Linked DNA regions of Mus musculus: all the other regions are linked to region 1. Evidence: chromatin loops called from intact Hi-C (ENCODE). Cell type or tissue: left cerebral cortex. All regions are shown on one strand. Each heading gives the region's core, and the rest is flanking DNA. Links, peaks and the distances in the headings are about the cores only.

Evidence for each region. A loop is a pair of places that touch in the nucleus more often than their neighbours do. Peaks named below come from ENCODE experiments on the same cell type or tissue, not always from the same donor. Only the 100,000 strongest peaks of a DNase experiment are listed, where the experiment ranks them.
Region 2: a loop joins it to region 1, with 2.1 times the contacts of the local background. A loop is called at or near these places in 4 of 42 quality-filtered maps.
Region 3: it touches region 1 in a loop (2.0-fold over the local background); 14 of 42 quality-filtered maps call a loop at or near these places.

Annotation. Positions count from the first base shown.
Region 1 is chr10:81,078,947-81,086,411 of GRCm38, forward strand. It overlaps Thop1 (thimet oligopeptidase 1), which reads left to right. Exons shown (of 13, transcript NM_022653.4): 7 at 512-647; 8 at 925-1,291; 9 at 1,467-1,668; 10 at 2,081-2,267; 11 at 2,361-2,489; 12 at 2,654-2,790; 13 at 2,918-3,414. The coding sequence ends at 3,073. Creb3l3 (cAMP responsive element binding protein 3-like 3) reads right to left here. Exons shown (of 10, transcript NM_001382818.1): 8 at 7,084-7,168; 9 at 6,704-6,800; 10 at 5,383-6,188. The coding sequence ends at 5,809. Among named protein-coding and RNA genes, the nearest start is that of Creb3l3, 9.9 kb to the right of the region's middle. In left cerebral cortex, for the core only: a CTCF peak has its summit at 3,507 (motif pointing left); a DNase peak (open chromatin) is centred at 3,511.
Region 2 is chr10:80,916,067-80,922,298 of GRCm38, forward strand. It overlaps Lmnb2 (lamin B2), which reads right to left and starts at 2,179. Exons shown (of 12, transcript NM_010722.5): 1 at 1,898-2,179. The coding sequence starts at 2,152. In left cerebral cortex, for the core only: a CTCF peak has its summit at 2,171; DNase peaks (open chromatin) are centred at 1,506 and 2,227; H3K4me3 peaks cover 1,498 bases; H3K27ac peaks cover 1,284 bases.
Region 3 is chr10:81,014,805-81,021,036 of GRCm38, forward strand. It overlaps Gng7 (guanine nucleotide binding protein (G protein), gamma 7), which reads right to left and starts at 121. Exons shown (of 4, transcript NM_010319.3): 1 at 52-121. It overlaps Diras1 (DIRAS family, GTP-binding RAS-like 1), which reads right to left. Exons shown (of 2, transcript NM_145217.2): 2 at 4,786-6,232. In left cerebral cortex, for the core only: a CTCF peak has its summit at 2,039 (motif pointing right); DNase peaks (open chromatin) are centred at 236, 2,043 and 3,722; H3K4me3 peaks cover 590 bases; H3K27ac peaks cover 381 bases.

The sequences.
Region 1 (7,465 bases), core at 1,061-6,060:
GAGCCTGGGTCCCCCACTTTCCTGACCCTGCCCCAAACAGAACGGGCTGGGACTTAACACGCTGACTGAGCTGTGGCCTCGGATCCAGGGCCATGGGCTCTACCTCCCAGAGGCACGGGAGGAATAATTACTGTCAGTTAACCGACCCAACTGCTCAAGACTCCTCACCCTATAGTCTCCCCTGACCTCCCAAGCTCCCCATTTGTGGCTGGTGCTGCCTCTGTGAGGTCTCCTGCCCACCTGGGTGCATGAGTTCCTGTGTGGTGCTGGGCATGCTGTCCTGGCCAGTCCTCATCCATCCTCTGGCCACCTCTTCCCCAGCCCAGGCTTCCATTGCTTGCTCTTGCGGTGCTCAAATGGAGCCTGGGCTTGTCTCTACTCTCTGCTGTGCCACTCTGTGTGTGATCAAGTTGCTGCAGCCTACAACCAGCCCCAGGACAGCCAACCTCTGCACCTGCAGCTCTGGTTGGGGTAGTGCAGAGCTAGAGCCGCCATGCCTGTGTCCCTGCAGGAGAACTGTGCCATTCTGAAGGAGCTAGTGTCCCTGCGAGCACAGAAGTCCAGCCTGTTGGGGTTCCACACACACGCGGACTACGTCCTGGAGATGAACATGGCCAAGACCAGTCAAACAGTAGCCACCTTCCTAGGTAGCCACTCTACTCTGGCCATGGACTCCCATCTTTGCCTCACCCACTCAGCCTGGAAGGCCATTGTCATGACCGTGTCAGGGGCAGAGCCTGCAGCCCAAGTCCAGCTGCTTCCTTCCACACGCCCTTGCCCTGGCAGTGAGGGGCCCCCCTGGCTCTCTCTCCTGGGGTTCTGGATGGTGATGTAGCTAGGTCTCCTGTTGCATGTGGGTGTGTGTTGTCCTCTTTCCTGGGCAGCAGGCAGGGGTGGCGGAGGGTGACGGTGGTGTCTCTGCAGATGAGCTGGCACAGAAGCTGAAGCCCCTGGGTGAGCAGGAGCGCGCGGTCATCCTGGAGCTGAAGGAGGCAGAGTGCGCCAAGCGGGGACTGCCATTCGACGGGCGCATCCACGCATGGGACATGCGCTACTACATGAACCAGGTGGAGGAGACTCGCTATCGTGTGGACCAGAACCTGCTGAAGGAGTACTTCCCCATGCAGGTGGTCACACGTGGGCTGCTGGCCATCTACCAAGAGCTGCTGGGGCTGACCTTCACGCTGGAGGAAGGTGCCGCTGCCTGGCACGAGGACGTGCGGCTCTACTCAGTGCGGGACGCCGCCTCTGGAGAGGAGATCGGCAAGTTCTACCTCGACCTATACCCCAGGTGAGAATGGGGCCCTGCCAGGCATGGGGCAGAGGAGTAGGAAGTCCAGGGCAGCTTGGGGCTCCTGCTGTGGGGGGGGGGCCTGCAGCCCCCGGATCCACTGCCAGGCACTGAACATTGGCTCTGGATGCCCCGGTACCTCTCGTCTCTGCCCTGACCTCATCTCGATCCCCAGGGAAGGGAAATATGGCCATGCAGCCTGCTTTGGCCTGCAGCCTGGCTGCCTACGGCAGGATGGCAGCCGGCAGCTGGCCGTCGCAGCCATGGTGGCCAATTTCACGAAGCCCACACCTGACGCGCCATCCCTGCTGCAGCATGATGAGGTGGAGACCTACTTCCACGAGTTCGGGCACGTCATGCACCAGCTGTGCTCGCAGGTGAGCTGGGCCCGCGAGATCACTCCTCGCCAGCCCTGGGCCTTCTGCCCTGCAGAAATTGTTTTTATTATATTTGCTAACTTGGTGTGAGGGCATGTGTGTGTGTGCCTTACGTGTGCAGACCCCACCAGCATCAGGCTTGTCAGCATTGACCCACTGACCTGACCTGCCTCTTCCCTCCTATGCTGTGTCTGACAGTGACCTACCATCTGTCACAGTGCCATCTCACCCACACTTGCATGCCAGGATGACTTTGGGGACAGTTTGTCCAGGAGGGAGGCTGGAGCAGAGCCTTATTGAGTGTGAGACTGGAGAAAAGGAGCCAGGGAGGTGGCACAGCCTCTGGCCTCAGCAGCTGCTGGCATCCAGTGTGCAGAAGCCAGGGAGCTGACATCTGCCGTGCCTGGTCTAGGCGGAGTTTGCCATGTTCAGTGGGACCCACGTGGAGCGGGACTTTGTGGAGGCGCCGTCCCAGATGCTGGAGAACTGGGTGTGGGAGAAGGAGCCCCTGATGCGCATGTCTCAGCACTACCGCACGGGCAGCGAGGCCCCTCAGGACCTCCTGGAGAAGCTCATCAAGTCTCGCCAGGCCAATGCAGGTGAGCCGTGCTGCTGCAGCCACGTTGCTCAGCCAGGTGAGAACCTTTGCAGTGCTTTCCCAGCCTGAGGCTGACCTCTGACCTCCCCCCAAGGTCTCTTCAACCTGCGGCAGATTGTGCTTGCCAAGGTGGATCAGGTCCTGCACACACAGACAGACGCAGACCCGGCTGAGGAATATGCCCGGCTCTGCCAAGAGATCCTCGGGGTGCCAGCCACACCAGGTAATGTTCACACTGCAGGGCCACCACCATCCCAGCTCCCAGAGAGCTGAGAATTCCCCACCCTGGGGGGCGGGGGGCTGCAGGAGATTCAGGCCTTACCCGTGGAGGCTGTGCACCCTCAAAGTATCTCCATGGGCCCCTCATTGCGCCCTGTGTCTGCCCAGGTACCAACATGCCAGCCACTTTCGGCCACCTAGCTGGCGGCTATGATGCTCAGTACTATGGCTACTTATGGAGCGAAGTGTACTCGATGGACATGTTCCACACACGCTTCAAGCAAGAGGGTGTGCTTAGCCCCAAGGTGAGCTATGATGCAGGGGCCCTGGCCACAGCCAGCTGCGGGGAGAATGGTGTGAGGGGCGTGAGGCTTTTGACCCCAGGTCAGTGAAACTCCAGCTGCCCACTGTGACCCATCTCCTTTTTCCCAGGTTGGCATGGACTACAGGACCAGCATCCTGAGGCCAGGGGGCTCTGAGGACGCCAGCGCCATGCTGAAGCAGTTCCTGGGCCGCGACCCCAAGCAGGACGCCTTCCTCCTGAGCAAGGGTCTGCAGGTGGAGGGCAGCGAGGCGCCTGCGTGCTGACCGGTCCCCAGCTCGCCGCCCTGTGCCTTAGCCCAGCCTGCTGGGCAGCTCAGCAACCCTTGGGCGTACAGATGAGCTTGGGGAAGTTTCCATCCTTGTCCCACCCCGGCTCCAGGTCCCCTGGCCTCAGGCTGCCCAGTGGTCTCCTTGCACTAGCCCCTCCCCAACCTGATGTTGGACATTAAACTCCACACAGGGGCACCCTGCCTGGTCCTCTCTCTGTACTGCTCTGCCCCAGGCTTGGCCAGCTACTTCCTCACTGGCATCATGGTGTGACATGTGATAGTCTAGCCGTTGGAGGGTGCTAAGAACTGGTGCCAGGGTCACCTGCGCAATGTGTCACTCAGGGTCACTGTGTCTGTTCTCAGCTACCAGCTCCTTTCTGGACCTCTCTAGGGAATGGGTGGGAGCAAGACTTGGTGAGGGGCTGCCATCTGCTGGCTCTGTACAGTATTGCAACCTCTAGCTTCTATTATTTCTGCATAACAAAAAAAGATAGGGCCTTCCTTGTGTAGCAGGGCTGGCCTCCTCTGACTTGCTCAAATATCAGACAGTGAGCACATGCATACAACTGAAGAACTAGTAGCCACAGCAGAAGGAAGCCGGTGGGGTCAGTCTTGATCCTTGAGTAACACAAGGTCCCAATCATCTAATCAATATGCCTCGAGTCCACAGACCAACAGCCACACCTTCAGACACAGTGGACCCGCCCATCCGGTATGGGAGGAGGTCTCTAAATGCACCAGGATGGGCAGCCCCAGGCTATTGTAGGCTGTGTGGCTCAAGGAACTGTGGGACTGACAGACATCTCATTTGCTGCCTGCACAGGCCTTCAGGCTTGAGTTTGAGTCTCCAGGACCATGGGAACAGTTGTTAGGGTTGTGACCCCTGTAATGTCAGCACTGGAGTGAGGCGAGGGCAGGCAAATGCTTGGGGCTCACTGGTTAACTGTCCTAGGTGAATAGGTGAGGCCATCAGGCTCAGAAGATGGCCCAGAGGCTACAGCACCAGCTGCTCCCACAGAGGCCCCAGAATCTCAGTACCCACGTGGAGACTCACACCAGCCTGTACCTACTCTCTCTAGAGGGTCAGGTGCCCCTCCTGGCCTCCTGTGCACAGACAGCCACACGGGACAGCCGGGGGCTGAGAAATGGCTCAGTGGTTAGGAGCACTGACTGCTCGTGCAGACTTAGGCTGAGGACCCACCCTTCACACACATCTGGCAAGGCTGCAGCTGCATTCAGGCAGGCCCTGCCTCCAGCTCGCTTTACTGGGATTCAAACTATGGTCCTAATTGATGCTTGCCCTGCAATCATCCTTACGAGCCCTGTTATCCACCCCAAGACTGTCTCTGAGTTTTCTAGACAGTTTCTCAGTGTAGCCCTGGCTGTTCTGACTTTGTAGACCAGATTGACCTTGAACACAGAAATCCTCCTGCCTCTGACTTCTGAGTGCTGGCATTTGAAGCATGGCCGCCATCCATGACACAAGAGTTCTCTTATTCCTCCTGCCCCCTTTTCCTCCTGTGTTTACTGGCTGTTGTGAACTGCCCATAAGACCAGACACAATCATCCCCCTCACCGCCAGCTTCCTCACCATAAAATCAGTGCAAGGGGGTGGGGGCAGCCAGCCAAGACCCTCCTGGAGGCACAGGCCAGAGCTCATGCCCTCCAGGCTCCACTCTGCTCAACTCACTTCTGTTTTGGTTTTTGTTTTGTTTTTTTTTTGAGACAGGGTTTCTCTTTGTAGCCTGGCTTTCCTGGGACTCAGAAATCTGCCTGCCTCTGCCTCCCAAGTGCTGGGATTCAAGGTGTGTGCCACCACTGCCTGGCTTTGGGGGTTTGTTTGTTTTGTTTGTTTAAGATTTATTTATTATTATATGTGAGTACACTGTAGCTGACCTCAGACACACCAGAAGAGGGCATCAGATCTCATTATGGGTGGTTGTGAGCTACCATGTGGTTGCTGGGATTTGAACTCAGGACCTTCAGAAGAGCAGTCAGTGCTCTTATCCACTGAGCCATCTCGCCAGCCCCTTGTTTTGTTTTGTTGAACCGTGTCTCACTATGTAGACCAGGCTGGCCTCAAACTCAGAGATCTACCTGCATACAGCCTTCAGGTGCTAGGATTAAAGGTGTGTGCCCACATCTGCCTGACCTTGAACCTTGGGTCCTCCTCTCCTGCCTCTACCTCCCCGTGCTGGGATAACAGGTGTATACCCTGTGCCTGGTTCCTATGCTGCTGTGGATGGAGCCAAAGGGCTTCATACAAACTAGGCAAAGGTTTTACCCACTGAGCCGCAGCCCCAGTTTTGTCAAAATACTTTATTGAAGGTCACAAAGTCTTAGAAAAGGAGGTGGTGCTCACACCTTTAATCCTAGCACTTGAGACACAGAAGCAGGTAGAGCTCTGTAAATCTGAGGCCAGCCTGGTCTACAAGAGGAAGACCTCTCTCCAAAAGAGGAAGATGGAAGTTTGTGGGCTAAACCTTGATTTGGGAAGCCCAGGTCCCAGAGACTCTGCATCTTCCTGGTGGTCAGGGGAGAGTAGGAGCTCCATGGTTGGAGGTTAGGGTTCAGGTGTTAGTGTCAGTCTGTCTGCATGTATGGGTAAAGGGCTCTGGTTCCTGTTCTACCCCAGGGCCTTCATGTCTCTGTGCCTGGAAACCCCATTTCCCCCTGACTTGGGGGTCAGCTTCTCCAGGAGGCAGTCGTCCCCAGGGCTGTCTGAGTCTGTCACAGCACCCCCAATGCATCTTGCACCAGACGGACCCTAAGCCACCTTGGTACCCAGGACAGCCACATCTCCCCTGGTATCTCCAGCCCAACCCGGCCTGGACTGAGCAGTGGTTCTGAAGCCACCCAGTCCAGCAGGGTGGCCCGTCCCAGGTCCTCTGTGGAGTTGGCCAGCACCAGGGTGGAGTTGTCTAGCTCTTCTGTCAGGTTGTCCAACATTGGAATTTCCAGAAAATTTCCCCAGTCTGCACTGAGACCACCGGAGGAAGGGCCTTTGTGGGGGGTACCAACGTCGGGCCAAGGTCCTGGGACCTCAGATCCTGGGGTGACATCGGGAGCCACGCGGGATGCAGCGTGGTTGTGGAGGGTTCTGGAAAACACTGGGGAGAACTAGGGAGTCAGAAGAGGCAGGCATGAGGCACAGCCTCAGCTTTGTGGAGTCTCACCTGCCCTAGGTGGGCAGGATGTAGTGGCAACTGTGTCCCCTGGGTTGTGTGACACTCATTGTATGAACAGTTTGGCAACATTCTGTTCTCTACCGTTTTGTGTATCTGGGACTTAAACTCCAGTTCTCAGGCTTAGTGGCAAGTATCTACTCTCTGAGCCATCCGCCTCAAGTCTCCTGATATGGTATGGGCTTTTGGTTTTGAGGGGTGTGTGTGTGTTGACATGTTTTGTCAGGGGTCTCACTTAGCCCAAGTTGTCCTATGTAGCCAAGGATAGCTCTGAAGTAATCCCCTGCCTCCACCTTCCCAGAGCTGTATGACAGGCCTGCACCATCACCCCTGGTATCTATGATGCTGGGAATGGAAGCCAAGGCCCTGCATAGCAGACCACTGTCCTGCCCCTGGCACCTCACCCTCACCCTGGGGATCCGAAGGCTGGTACTGCCTACCTCGCACTGGCACGAAGTCTCCAGGGCTGTCAACTTTGTTGGAGTTGAAAGGGCTGATGGAGGGGAGGATGATCAGGGCGAAGGACAGCAGAAGGACCTGCCGGAGATGGGGTGGGGTCACAGGCAGGGAAGCTGGGGTCCAGCTATCAGAGTGTGGGTCTCAGGAGGAGGCTGAGACTTTTTCTTTTATCTAAATTTTTTTAGATATACATGTTGATTATTGGAACAGACTTGCTTTATAGCCAGGCTGACTTGTAACTTGACACAATCCCCCCTGTATCTGTCTCCTGCTATTGAAGACACACACACACGTCATTCAACTGAGACCAAGGACCCCACCAGTCTTGGGGTTCCCAAGAGTGGCTGCAGGCAGGACTCACCGCTATGCAGGTGCCTGCATGGGCTGGCTTGCTGGTTGACTGGACCACAAGTGCCTGCAGGTGTTTCAGCTGCTCCAGAAGAGACCTTGCAGGGAAACACATTTAGGTTGAGCCCTTGGAGTCTCCCATCTTCCTTCCCTGCCCTTTCTGGAATCCCAAGACTTGATGGTGTACAGACTCCACCTTCCCTAGGACACACTCTCTGCCCCTCAGTTTCTCTGATCCTGCCCCAGGACCTTTGCACAGGCTGTGCCCTCTGTACTAAGGATGATGTTTCCACCGATATGTCTACAGCTGGTCCTCTCTCAGCCCAGACTTCGTATATGCCAGTTCCTCTCTAGCCAACCCTCGAGTACCCATCAAAGTCCCGAGTCCAAATGCC
Region 2 (6,232 bases), core at 1-5,000, 160 kb before region 1:
GACTTGAGTTGTCTTACCCTACCAAAGACTAGAGACCATCCTCATATTCCCCCAAGAGGGTGGGGTACAAACACCCTCCAGATGCCTTTCACTGCGGGGGGGGGGGGGGGGGGGCAGCCCCAATGGCTCCTCCCCCAGGTACCAGTGTGAAACCACCCTGTCCCACAACAAGCTGTGGCCCACTCTGTGCCGGTCCCTGAGGAGTCACACACTCATTGTTGGACTCTTCCCTTGGAAGCCTTCAGCAGAAGTACCCCAAGATGTCCATGGACCCTACAGTGGGTGGAGACTGCCCAGCTCCTATCCTTGTCCATTGGTGACACCCAAATCATTACCCTCACAATCTCAAACCCTAGAACCTGAGTGTCAGGAGAGCCCCCAAATGGCCTTCTCACCTGGGTCTCCCAGGGCTGTGCCGAATGCGCCCTTACACACTGGGTACCCAAAAGTCCACGAGTCCTCTGAAGGGGATCAACACTGGATCAACACCTCTCCTCAGGGGCCCCAAATCTCCACAGCTCGAATAAGGATGGTCTTGCCTAGAGTGGTGCTCTCCCTCAGGGGTTCCCAGCACCCCTCACTGGGGTCCTCAGGGGTTTGGGTCTGCCAGGCTTGGTATTCCTCCCTCAGAGACCCTCAAAGCTCCCCAGGACAGCCTCCAGACAGCACTTCCTTAGGGTCCCCTAGGGTCTCATGGGCCCCTAACTGGGGAGACTTGCTCAGTCTCAGCACATTACCTCTGGGGTGTCTTAGGAATCAGGCAGGGTCCTTTAAACCTATGACCCTGGGTGGGCAGGGCTTTCCTGCCTATTCATGGAATGTGAAGTGTCCCCCAAGGTCCTTGAGACAGGGTTTCTCTGTGTAGCCCTGGCTGTCCTGGAACTCACTCTGTAGACCATGCTGGCCTCGAACTCAGAAATCCACCTGCCTCTGCCTCCCAAGTGCTGGGATTAAAAGCGTGCGCCACCACTGAGGGAAACACCCAAAGGTGACCTCTGGCTTCCACATGCACAAACACATACACACACACCCATACACACACACACCCATACACACACACACCCATACACACACACCCACACACACACACACACACCCATACACACACACACACACACACACACACACACACACACACACACAAGCCATCCTGATCCCACTCAGCTAAGCTTAGGTCCTTAGGACCCGGCTTTATTGAAGTTTTACCTCAGTCTACACGTCTCCTTTAGGGTCCCCATGTGAGCACAGGTTAGCTTCATCAGCACCTGTCTCAAGAGCGCCCGGGTGGGTGGGGCTTCGGGGGCGGGGACTAACATTGTTTACACCTGTCACTTGTCCCTAAAGTCCCTCCCATGGGAGGGATTTGGACCCATCTGCACTAGTCCCCTTCCCCGTCCAGACTTTAACCTGTGTTAGGGTTTTTGGTAGGCGGGACTTACCTGCCTGCACCAGTTCCTGGTCCCCCCAGTGGGTGGGGCTTAGCGGTTTGCACCTGTAAGAGATGTGTCTCCCCTCCCCTTGGGCGGCGCTCAGCGCTCTGCAATCGTCCCTGGGGTCTATGGTGGGCAGGGCTCAGGCCTATCACCCAACCCTGGGGTGTCCTGGTGAGCAAAACTTAGCTGTCGGCATCTGCCCCTGGGGGTCCCCGGTGGACTGGGCTTCAGCGTTATGCATCTGTACTGAGGTCCCCGGTAGGCAGTATTTAGCCCTTATATTCCAGCCCCAGAGTCCCCAGTGAACAAGACTCAGCTAGCTGTGCACCAGCCCCCGGGTCCCCTGTGGGCTGGGCTTAGCTAGTTCTATGCACCGTCTCCGGGATCCCGGGTGGGCAGGACTCCGCTCATTTCACCTATCACCAGGATCAAGCTCCCCGCGTCCCCGGTGCCGACCCACGTACCTCGCGAGTGGTCACCTCCTCCTTCTCGGAGATCCGGAGCAGCAACCTATCATTCTCCAGCTCCAGCGCGCGGACACGGTCGATGTAGTGTGCCAGGCGGTCGTTGAGCTCACGGAGCTCCTCCTTCTCCTGCAGCCGAGACAGACGCGTGGGCGACAGCGGCGTGGCGGGCCCCGCGTGGGGCGGCAGAGACGCCATGGCGGAGGTGGCGGCGGCGGGAGAATCACCTCGGTTGCCCGAATGCGGCGCGCTCATTCAATCCGCGCCGCGGAAGATGGCGCCGCCGCCCGCAGCGCGCCGGAATTTGTAGTCTCCTTGGCGCGGAGCACGCAGGGAGCCGTAGTCCACAGGGCAGCTTGCGAGGCATGCCAGGAGATGTAGTTTCCAGCTTTCCAGTAAAACCCGGGGTTTGGCAGTTACCCTGATTGCGGGTGGAGGAGGCGTTCTGATTTCTACATGTGTACAGATGCACACATGAAGCCACATAAGCGCACACACAGAAATCAATTAATAAATTAAACAAATGCAGAACAAATCGAACAAAAAGACAGCAAGGGTGGGTGAGATGCCTCAGAGGGTAGAAAGGCACCTGCTGCCAAAACTGATGGTCGAATTTGGATCGCTGAACCCTACATACGAGAAGACAAGCAATGCACACAATTGTCTCCTGGACTCCAATTGGGTTCTTCGAAAAACACAGAAATATGTGAGTTTGTGTTTTTGTTTTAATTAGAGGTGTCACATATGGGGCTGCTTCAGATAGTCTGCAGCAGCTGACTATGATTTGCTTCGTGCTCTAGCAGAGGCACGGTTTTGTCAGTTGCACATAGTTTCTGCGATTGTGACCTTAGGAATTATGGACACTTTTCAGAAGATATACAAATGTTATGGCCCCAAGACGGGCTTTGGTTGGTCTCTGTTGGTAACGGTTTGTTAACTAGTCGTGTGCAAAGAAGAAACAACAACAAGAAGAAATTAGATAGCCTGACAGCAAAATCAAACTTGCTCCAAGGAACTCAATGCCCCCAATCAACAGGAAATAGCCTAACAATAATGTCACCCCCTCTTCTCTCTGTCCTTTCCCCCCTCCTATCTAGTGTTAAGGGTTGAAAGGATGGAAAGAGGGTAGAAAAGGGTGGAAGAAAGAAGAACCCACAAAGTAGCCAAGTTCTGCTAAAGTGTCCACACACAGGAACATAGTAAACAAATGTAATTTTTAAAAGAGCCGCCACAAGGCAAATGTCCACTACTGTCTTCCCAGCACTGGCAGGAGGATGGTGAGTTTGAGGATAACATAGCAGAAACACAGGGCTACCAATGTGAGTCAATGTGTAGAGTGTTTGCCTGACTGAGGTCCTGGCTTCTATCCCAGCACCGTGGATGAGCCCCCTGCTCTCACCTCAGCACCAGGCAGATGGAGGTAAGAGAATCAGGAACTCAAGGGCAACCTCCGTGACACAGAGGGTGTGATGGTTTGTATATGCTCGGCCCAGTGTGTGGCACTATTAGAAGGTGTGGCCCTGCTGGAGCAGGTGTGGCACTGAGGGTGTGGGCTAAGACCCTCACCCTAGCTACCTCGAAGTCAGTCTTCCACTAGCAGCCTTCAGATGAAGATGTAGAACTCTCAGCTCTGCCTGCACCATGCCTGCCTGGACGGTGCCATGCTTCCTGCCTTAATGATAATGGACTGAACCTCTGAATCTGTAAGCCAGACCCAATTAAATGTCCTTATAAGAGTTGACTTGGGGCTGGAGAGATGGCTCGGTGGTTAAGAGCACTGACTGCTCTTAACTCGGAGGTCCTGAGTTCAAATCCCAGCAACCACATGGTGGCTCACTACCATCTGTAATGGGATCCAATACTCCCTTCTGGTGTGTCTGAAGACTGCAACAGTATATTCACATACGTAAGATAAAAAAAAAAAAAAAGAGTTGCCTTGGTCATGGTGTCTGTTCACAGCAGTAAAACCCTAACTAAGACAAAGGGTGTGAGGGAATATGGGCTATATGAGGCTCTGTCTCAGAAAACAAACAAACAAAATGGAGACCTGGGCAAGCAAGAAGACCCACCCAATCCAAATCACATAGGCCAACATGAAGCTGGATGTGGTAGAGCACCTGCATGTAATGTCAGCACTCCTGTGGGGAGACGGGGAGCAGAGACAGGAAAGTCCGGGGACAGCTAGACCACAGTACACAGGAAGGGGGATAGGAAGCCAAAGATCCTCAGCCCCTCACATGAATACCGTGACATGTGCGCACACATGAGGGGGCAGAATGGGGAGAGGAGGATAATAAACAGAGCTTGGCTCCCACAATGTGTCAAGTGTCAAGGGCCAGACTATGGACCACCTTTCTCTAACTTGATGTTAACAGGTACCTGGGAGAGTCAATTTTTATGACTGGGAGAGGACTGCTCCCCAGTGCCACACCCACTCCTTGCAGAATAGCCTTCTCCCCGCACATATCATAACACTAAATCTATACAGACAGACTTACTGTCCCCTAGACAACACCTGACCTGTCATCCTGGAAAGGTAAGAATGACTCACTACGGTTAGCATTTGTCTTTCCTAAAGCTACATTGTGTCAAAGGATCTGACACTGTTACCCATTTTCTTTCTGTCTTTTTAAAAAAAGATGAGTATTTTATGTATATGAGTACACTGTAGCTCTATAGATGGTTGTAGCCTTCCTGTAGTTGTTGAGAATTGAATTTTTAGGACCTCTGTTCCCTCCTGTCAGCCCCACTAGCTCACTCTGATCAACCCCACCGGCTCAGGCCCTGCTAGTTCCAGCCCAAAGATTTATTTATTATTATAAATAAGTACACTGTAGCTGTCTTCAGAAGGTGTCAGATCTTATTACACGTGGTTGTGAGCCACCATGTGGTTGCTGGGATTTGAACTCAGGACCTTCAGAAGAAGTAGTCAGTGCTTTTACCTGCTGAGCCATCTCGCCAGCCCCTTCCATTTTCTTTTTTTTTTTTTAAACTTTATTCAATGTATGAGTGCTCTGCTGCATATACATCCGCCTGCTTTAAGAGGGCATCAGATCCCCCTATTGATGGTTGTGAGCCACCATGTGGTTGCTGAGAATTGAACTCATGACCTCTGGAAGAACAGCCAGTGCTCTTAACCACTGAGCCATCTCACCAGACCTTCCATTTTCTTATAATTAGAGCTATTAGTGTAAAAACTGGAAAGATGGGCAGAGGGCATGACTCAGGATCCCCTACCTAGAATCCCCCAGTCTGCAGGCATGGTCAAGGGCACAGCCCCTTAGAGTTCCCCAGTGAGGGTCTGGGATCATGCCTCAAAGGATGAGCACTTACCTACCTAAAGAGAGGTAGGTCCTCAGTTCCACCTCCGCAAATGCAAACATTTTTCTTTTCCCTATCTGATTCACACTGCCCTGCACATATTCGCAAAGGCTCCCAATCCCATCACCTCCTAAAAGGGCAGGCCCACTGACTTGAAATTGAGGCTAGGCCCAACTCAACCTGGACTATAGGAAGGTTTCTGGCAGTTAAAAAGCCAGCATCCCTCAGGAACTCCTGAAGTCTGTTCCTATCTACCAATAGGAGCCGGTTCCCTTGCCTATGGGAGAAGGGACACATAGCTCTCCAATACCTGTGGCTCCTATCAACATATCAATGTCCATGCTGGCCCCAGACTTCCCCAGGCCTTACTCACAAGTACCTGTTAGATATTTCAAGAGTTCCCACATTTCCCCCCTCAGCTCTCCCCCCCCCCATACACATTCTCTTTATACCCATTTATCCATTTCATCTCTCTACTTTCCCCAGGAGAGAGCCTTGGCAGTTGGGAATAAACTTTTCCTTTCCCACCAACACAGCGGCCATTTAGGTTTCTTTACTGCACCCTCGCATACACCCCTCTTGGCTTGTATGTCCTCTGTGCCTCAGGGCCTACGGCTGGGGTCGCCCCCTAGGCACACCATTTCTCCTTGCTGTGCTCCTCAGTGCCCAGGCTTTCTGTCCACTTCCCGCCCTCTTCCCTCTGAGCGGGGCGGGGTTCGTGGTGCACCCCATCCCTGCACGGCTGGACTCTAAGTCCCAGAAAACCATGCGGTACTCGGGATGGGGCAGAACCCTCTGCCCCACCCCTTGCCCCCTCCCCCGTGCTCTTTGGGAGACGTGCTGCAATTTTCAAATTTTGGCGCTGAGAGGGTGTGGCGGTGACAGCTGCTGCTGAGGTGTCCCCTAGCTGCCCCGGACTCGCAGGCCTCCCCATCCCCCACGCTCCTAATACAGCGGGTGGGAAGTGGAGGACCCATGGTTGAAGGAAAGGAAACTGAAGCCTGTGACAATCAA
Region 3 (6,232 bases), core at 1-5,000, 65 kb before region 1:
AGCCCACTCCTCCCCGATACACCCCGAGTCTCTTCAGCATGCGGAGCTCACCTGCCTCCAGCCAGTGTCTCAGCAGCCGCACAGCCGAACGCACCGCGGGGCCTAGAGAGGGCTCTTCCATGGGGCGGGGTCTCCCGCGATGAGGGCGGAGCCTCTGTAGCATTCGGACCAATCAGAAGCCAAGGTGGCGGAGGTTGGTCCAGAGGAGGAGCCTAGGGCCGACAGTCTGGTAGGCTTAGCCTTGGGGGCAGGGCGGGGCTTCGGGCTCGAGTGGGCGGGCCAAACCCAGGAATGGCGTCTCCACGGGCCATTCACTAGCTGGAGGGCGGGGTTATGCGTCTAAAGATTGGCAATCAATGGTGCAATCAAAGGGGCCTCTCTGAGGAGAAGCTGCTTAACGTTAGGCATGTACTAAGTCAGGCTTTGTTTTGTTTGGATTTTCGAGTTTATTTTATTGGTGTGTATTTATTGTATGGTATAATGAGTTTCATTATGACGTTTGCATACATTTGTATCCCATATTGTGATAATATTCATCTTCCGCTGAGCATCATTTTAGCAGTAAGAAAACACCGATCAAACTCCCCATCTCAGCCCAGATCTAACAGAACAGCAAGGTCCAGTCAAAAAACCCCATGGGAGCCAGGGACAGGAAGCTCCCTTGTGGTTTTCAAGGAACGAGTTTGAATCCCGAGCAGAGACCCAGGATAGTGAGGAAATACTGATTTTTTATTTGCTTGTTTATCATTTCTGTATTCTGATGTTCATCTCCGGTTTTTTCTATTCTCTCTGTTACTTGGGTTTTTTTTTGGCTTTTGCAGTACTTGGCTTGGGTTATAACTTCAGCCATATATATATATTTTAAGACAGGGTCACAGTAAACCGCCCAGGCTGGCCTTGAACTCACCATGCAGGAGAGGATGACTTTGACTCTCCAGTGGGGGCAGTGGCACCAGGGACTCATGCTGGAAGCCCCAGCCCATGGGTCTGCATTCTCTACAAGTTTTCTTGGTGACCTCAGAGACATCTGGAACATCCCTGCAGGTAACAGCCATCCCAGGGAAAGACCAGTGCAGCCCCTGGGTGGGTGACCTCAGGATTCTGGTGTGGACTGACATTCTGTGACAGACAATCTACTGGCTCGGCTCCCTGGACTCTTGTCATTCCTGAAGGAACCTGGCTATCATCCACACACACATCCACACACATACATGCACACACATATGAATGCCCCCACCACAGACATGCACAGACAGGCACACACATGCACGTGTGCTCACACACACAAACACACACAAACACTGCACTTTATATTCAGAGAAAGCCCAGAACCTTTCTTCAGTGTTCTTCCCTGGCACATCCCATCCAGGCTGTCCCCAGACCCTACTACTGTTTGTGGTTCACCTGGTAGATGCAGAGTTGGGCTATCTTCCAGCACTTGAGAAGATGAGGCAGGAGGACTGCCCCAAGTTTGAGTTCAGTTTGGGCTACATGGGTGAGTTTGAAGCCATTGTAGGCAACATGAGACCCTGTTTCAAAAACTAACTAATGCTGGAGAGTCGGCTCAGTGGTTAAGAGCACTAGCTGTTCTTCCAGAGGACCTGGGTTCAATTCCTAGCACTCACATGGCAGCTCACAACTGTCTCCAGTTTCAGGGGATCTGACACCTTCACACAGACATGCACACAGGCAAAACACCCGTGCACATAAAATTTAAATAAATAAATAAATAAATGAATAAATAAATAAATGAATAAATAAATAAATACAAACACTAAGAGGTTTGTAGCTCAACAGGAAAAGTATCTGCCTCCAAGCCTGAGAGCCTGAGAGAATCTAATCTCCAGTAAGGCTAGACCATTGTGTCCTCTGACTACCACACACATACTGGAGCGTGTGTACATGCACACGTGCACACACACACACACAAATTTCCCAAATGTAATTCAAAACAAGATCCACAAAAATTACCCTTTTGTGGCATGCAATTGAGTCTAAGTAGATTCAGGAGACCGCACTGAGCCCAGAGGCCACCAGGGGGAGCGCTGGAGCTGCCCGCCCTGGGCACATCCCCTTCCCCTAGGTCCAGACCTTGTCACCCTGACCTACCTAGACTCTTTCATTTCCATGATTTACATTGTTTTGTTTTATTTTTTTCCAAAACTGTTCGTATTTATTTTGTGTGTAAAGATGTTGTGCATGCATGTGTCTGTGTGCTCACCGTGTGTGTGTGTGTGTGTGTGTGTGTGTGTGTGTATGCAAGTGGTCTGCAGAGTCCAGAAGAGGGTATTGGATCCCTTGGGACTGGGTGCTGGAAATGAAACCTAGTTCTCTGGATGAGCAGTCAGTGTTCTCTACTGCCGTGTTGTCTCTCCAGCCCTGTTTGTTTGTTTGTTTGTTTGAAATAGTGACTCACTGTGTAGACAAGGCTGGCCTCCAACTCACAGAGATTCACCCATCTATTTACCTCCAAGTGCTGGAATTAAAGGTTTGGCTGCCACAAGCCAGCCTGTTTCTATGACTCTTGTTGTCTTAAAAGCCAGTATGCATCTTTTAAAAACAAACAAACAAAAAAAAAATTGAGCTGGGCCAGCAACAGTTTGATGTACAGAGGCACTTGTGGCTAAGTTTGAAGACTTGAATTTGAGTCCCAGGAGCCACATGATGGTAGAACACAGACCGCTGTGTGCTGTCCTCTGACCTATACACACAATAAATAAATAGACAGAAAAATAAATGTTTAAATGTTTAAAAAAATCATCATGGCTAGGCAGTGGTGGCGCAAGCCTTTGATCCCAGCACTTGGGAGGCAGAGGCAGGCAGATTTCTAAGTTTGAGGCCAGCCTGGTCTACAGAGTGAGTTCCAGGACAGCCAGGGCTACACAGAAAAACCCTGTCTCAAAAAAAAAACCCAAAATAAACAAATAAACAAACAATCAGATAAATAAATATTATCATGTATGCCATAATCACGCACACATAACCTTTTAGCAGTCAGGAAACCGAGGCAGTAGGATTGCTGTGAGTTTCAGGCCAATTTGAGCCACAGAGTGGGACTTTTTTTTTTTTTAAGATATTTATTTATTTATTTAATGTATGTGAGTACACTGTAGCTGTCTTCAGACACCCCAGAAGAGGGCATCAGGTCCCTTTTTACATTGCAGATGGTTGTGAGCCACCATGTGGTGCCTGGGAATTGAACTCAGGACCTCTAGAAAAGCAGTCAGTGCTCTTAACCGCTGAGCCATCTCTCCAGCTCCAGAGTGGGACTGTCTTAAACTAACACAAACTGTTGGTTTTTTTTTTTTGTTTTTGTTTTTGTTTTTGTTTTTGTTTTTTTGAGACAGCTTCTCACAAATGTACCCCAGGCTGCCCTCAGATTCACTGTGTAGCCAGGAGGACTGGCTGCTCCACCTCCAAACGCATGTGTCTCTGTGTGTGTGTGTGTGTGTGTGTGTGTGTGTTTGTACATGAGACATCACATGCAGGTTATACAGGACAGAAACGGCATCGAGGGTTTCATCCACATCAGGAGAGACACAGCCAAATTTCACCTATTACTATACGAAAGATAAATGCAGCCTTTCTTTTCCATTTCTGGGCATGGAGTCCATGGCCTCATATGACCTAGGAGAGGCTCCAGCCCCTTGCTGGAGGATTCTAGGCGGAGCTCCATCCTGACCACGCCCTCAACCCCCCTCAATGGAGATTTCTAGGCAGGCTCCACCCATGACCACGCCCTCATCGCCCCTCACTGGAGGATTTTAGGCGGAGTTCCATCCTGACCACGCCCTCATCGCCGCTTATTGGAGGATTCTAGGCGGGGCACCATCCATGACCACACTCCCAGGATGTAGGTATTTTTTATGTTTTTTTTTCCTTTGTTTTTGTTTTCTCTCTTTTTGTTCTTTATTTCTCTGGTTCTGTGAGGTTTAAATTTTTATTTTGTTTGTTGTTTGTTCACGTATGTTTGTGCCTGAGTGTGGGCACTGGCTGATACGCCATGGCCAGGCCAATGCAGGGTGCTGTTATCCTCTTTGGCTCTGCCTATTTCTTCTAGGCAGGGTCTCTCCCTGAACCTGGGTCTTATGTTTTCTATCCTAGGCTAAAAGGAGGGTGTTGCTTTGTTCTTGGCTCCCTTGGCTGGGGTTACAGGAATCCTGACTTGTTTCCTTGTGCTAGGAATTGAACGTTGGTTCTCTGAGAGAGCTGCAAGCATTTCTAACCATTGGGCCACCCCTCCAGCCCTTGTTTCTGTTGGGATTCCTGGCAATGTGCCTCCCTATGCAGCCTCCCATGCTGGGATTCGAGGCAGGGGTGGCCATGCTCAGTTGTACATGACTGAAGGTGGAGGGGCTGAGAAGGCAGGCACCCTGGCCGGTGCACACTGTGGCCGAACCTGGGCTCCAGGTCAGAGCTGGGCGTACTGTGGTGCCTTTTACACACAGTGAATGGGTGAATGAATGAATTAGTGAGTGAATGAATGAGCTCAGCCAATCTGTCCTTTAAATGGCAGAGGGCAGCCTGGGAAGTTGAAGGACTGGGCGGGAATCAGAGAGAGGCTGAGTAAAAGACTGAGCCCCTGGGGCAGGATCCAGGGAGGCCAGCAAGGCCCACATAAGGAATGGACACTGTTCATGGCCCAGTAAGCTTGGCTGTGACCTTGGCTGTGACACCCACTGCAATCCCCCCTCCCCGTGTCCCCCACGCCCACCCTCCATTTCCCACCCTCAGCTGCAGCAGGCAGCTTAAAGCCCCACAGAAGCCACATGCAGCACAGGGGAGGCAGGATCCACGTGTTTATTGCAGGAAGACAAGGTCTACGAGAGAACGGTACACAGACCCCACATGGGATGGGGCTCCCACATGCGGGGGGCAGGGGTGGGTCACAGCAAGCGAGGCCTGGCGGGGTCCCCAGCACCAGAGATGCCTGGGCAGGTTGGCCAGCAGCCAGGGTGGGCTCCGGCCTCCCCTGCCACCCAGCCCGGTTCTCCCCAGGATGGGCAAGGCCAGCCAGGAGAAGCCTGGGGTGGCCCAGAGATTGTGCTATCAGGGTGTGTCCCTGAGAAAGGGCTGTGACCCCCTGTCCAGCCAGGAGCCACTCCCGGGGCTTGGGAGCAGGTGGCAGCTGTGGGGGCCCTGGGCTGGCTAGAGGTCAGGGCTCAGCTATGCTCAGACTCAGGCTTCAGGCTGTGGCTCTCCCTGTGCCTGGCACACAGAAGGGAACACAGTGGGGTCCGGCCTACTTGGTCATCTGGCTTCAGCCTTCTTTCTGCTTCTCTGTCTCTTTGTGACCATGTCTTTGTCTCTCTTTATCTCCTTTATCTCTGTCTCTGTCTCTCTCTCACACTCTCTCACACTCTCTCTCTCCCTTCCAATACACACTCTCTCTCATTCTACCTCCCACTCTCCCTCCCTCTCACACATACACTCTATCTCTCTCACTCTTCCCCCACACACTCTCCCCCTTCACACACACACACTCACTCTCCCCCCTCTCTCTCCCTCTCTCTTTCTCGTCCCCACCCCAGAGGTTCCAGCTCACTCAGGCCACAGCCTGGTCTGTAGCCACTGTGAGGTGATGACCTCACACTGAGGCCTCTGTACTGCAGCTTTGTCACTTCTGAGCCAGGAGCCAGCTTGCCACAGCCTGGAACAGACCTGGTGCTCATCAGACAGGCCTGTGTCACCCACCCCTGAAAACACAGAGCCATACAGACACACCACAATGTCTAGGTGCCCCCCCCCACACACACACACGGCCACTTACACTGTGGTCTCACTAAGAACACAAAGTGGTGCAAGAACACCCCATCCCAAGACAGACACACACCCATCCACACACACAGGCACATAAACACAGAATTCTAAGTCACCCTCATCTGGGTGGGACACAGGCCCAGGAGCCACTCAAGTCTCCTGGACAGTCTCGCAGATACCACAGGGGCTCCGTAACTCAGGGCAGACATGGGGGACAGTCTCCAGAGTACACATGACCAGCAAAGAGGCTCAGATTCTGTCAGAGCCCTAGGGCAGCAGCCACTAGTCCTATCACCGCACACAGGGACTTTGCTGATAGACTCTCAGCTGGGCACCCCACCCTCAGCACCCCAAACCCCCAGTCGGGGTGGCTGTCGAGGTGCCACTGTGCCAAGGTCTCTATCTCAGCAGAAGGCTGGTGTCCAGGTGGGCAGTGTCCAGGCAGCCACTCCACACTCCAAGTTCAGGGTTC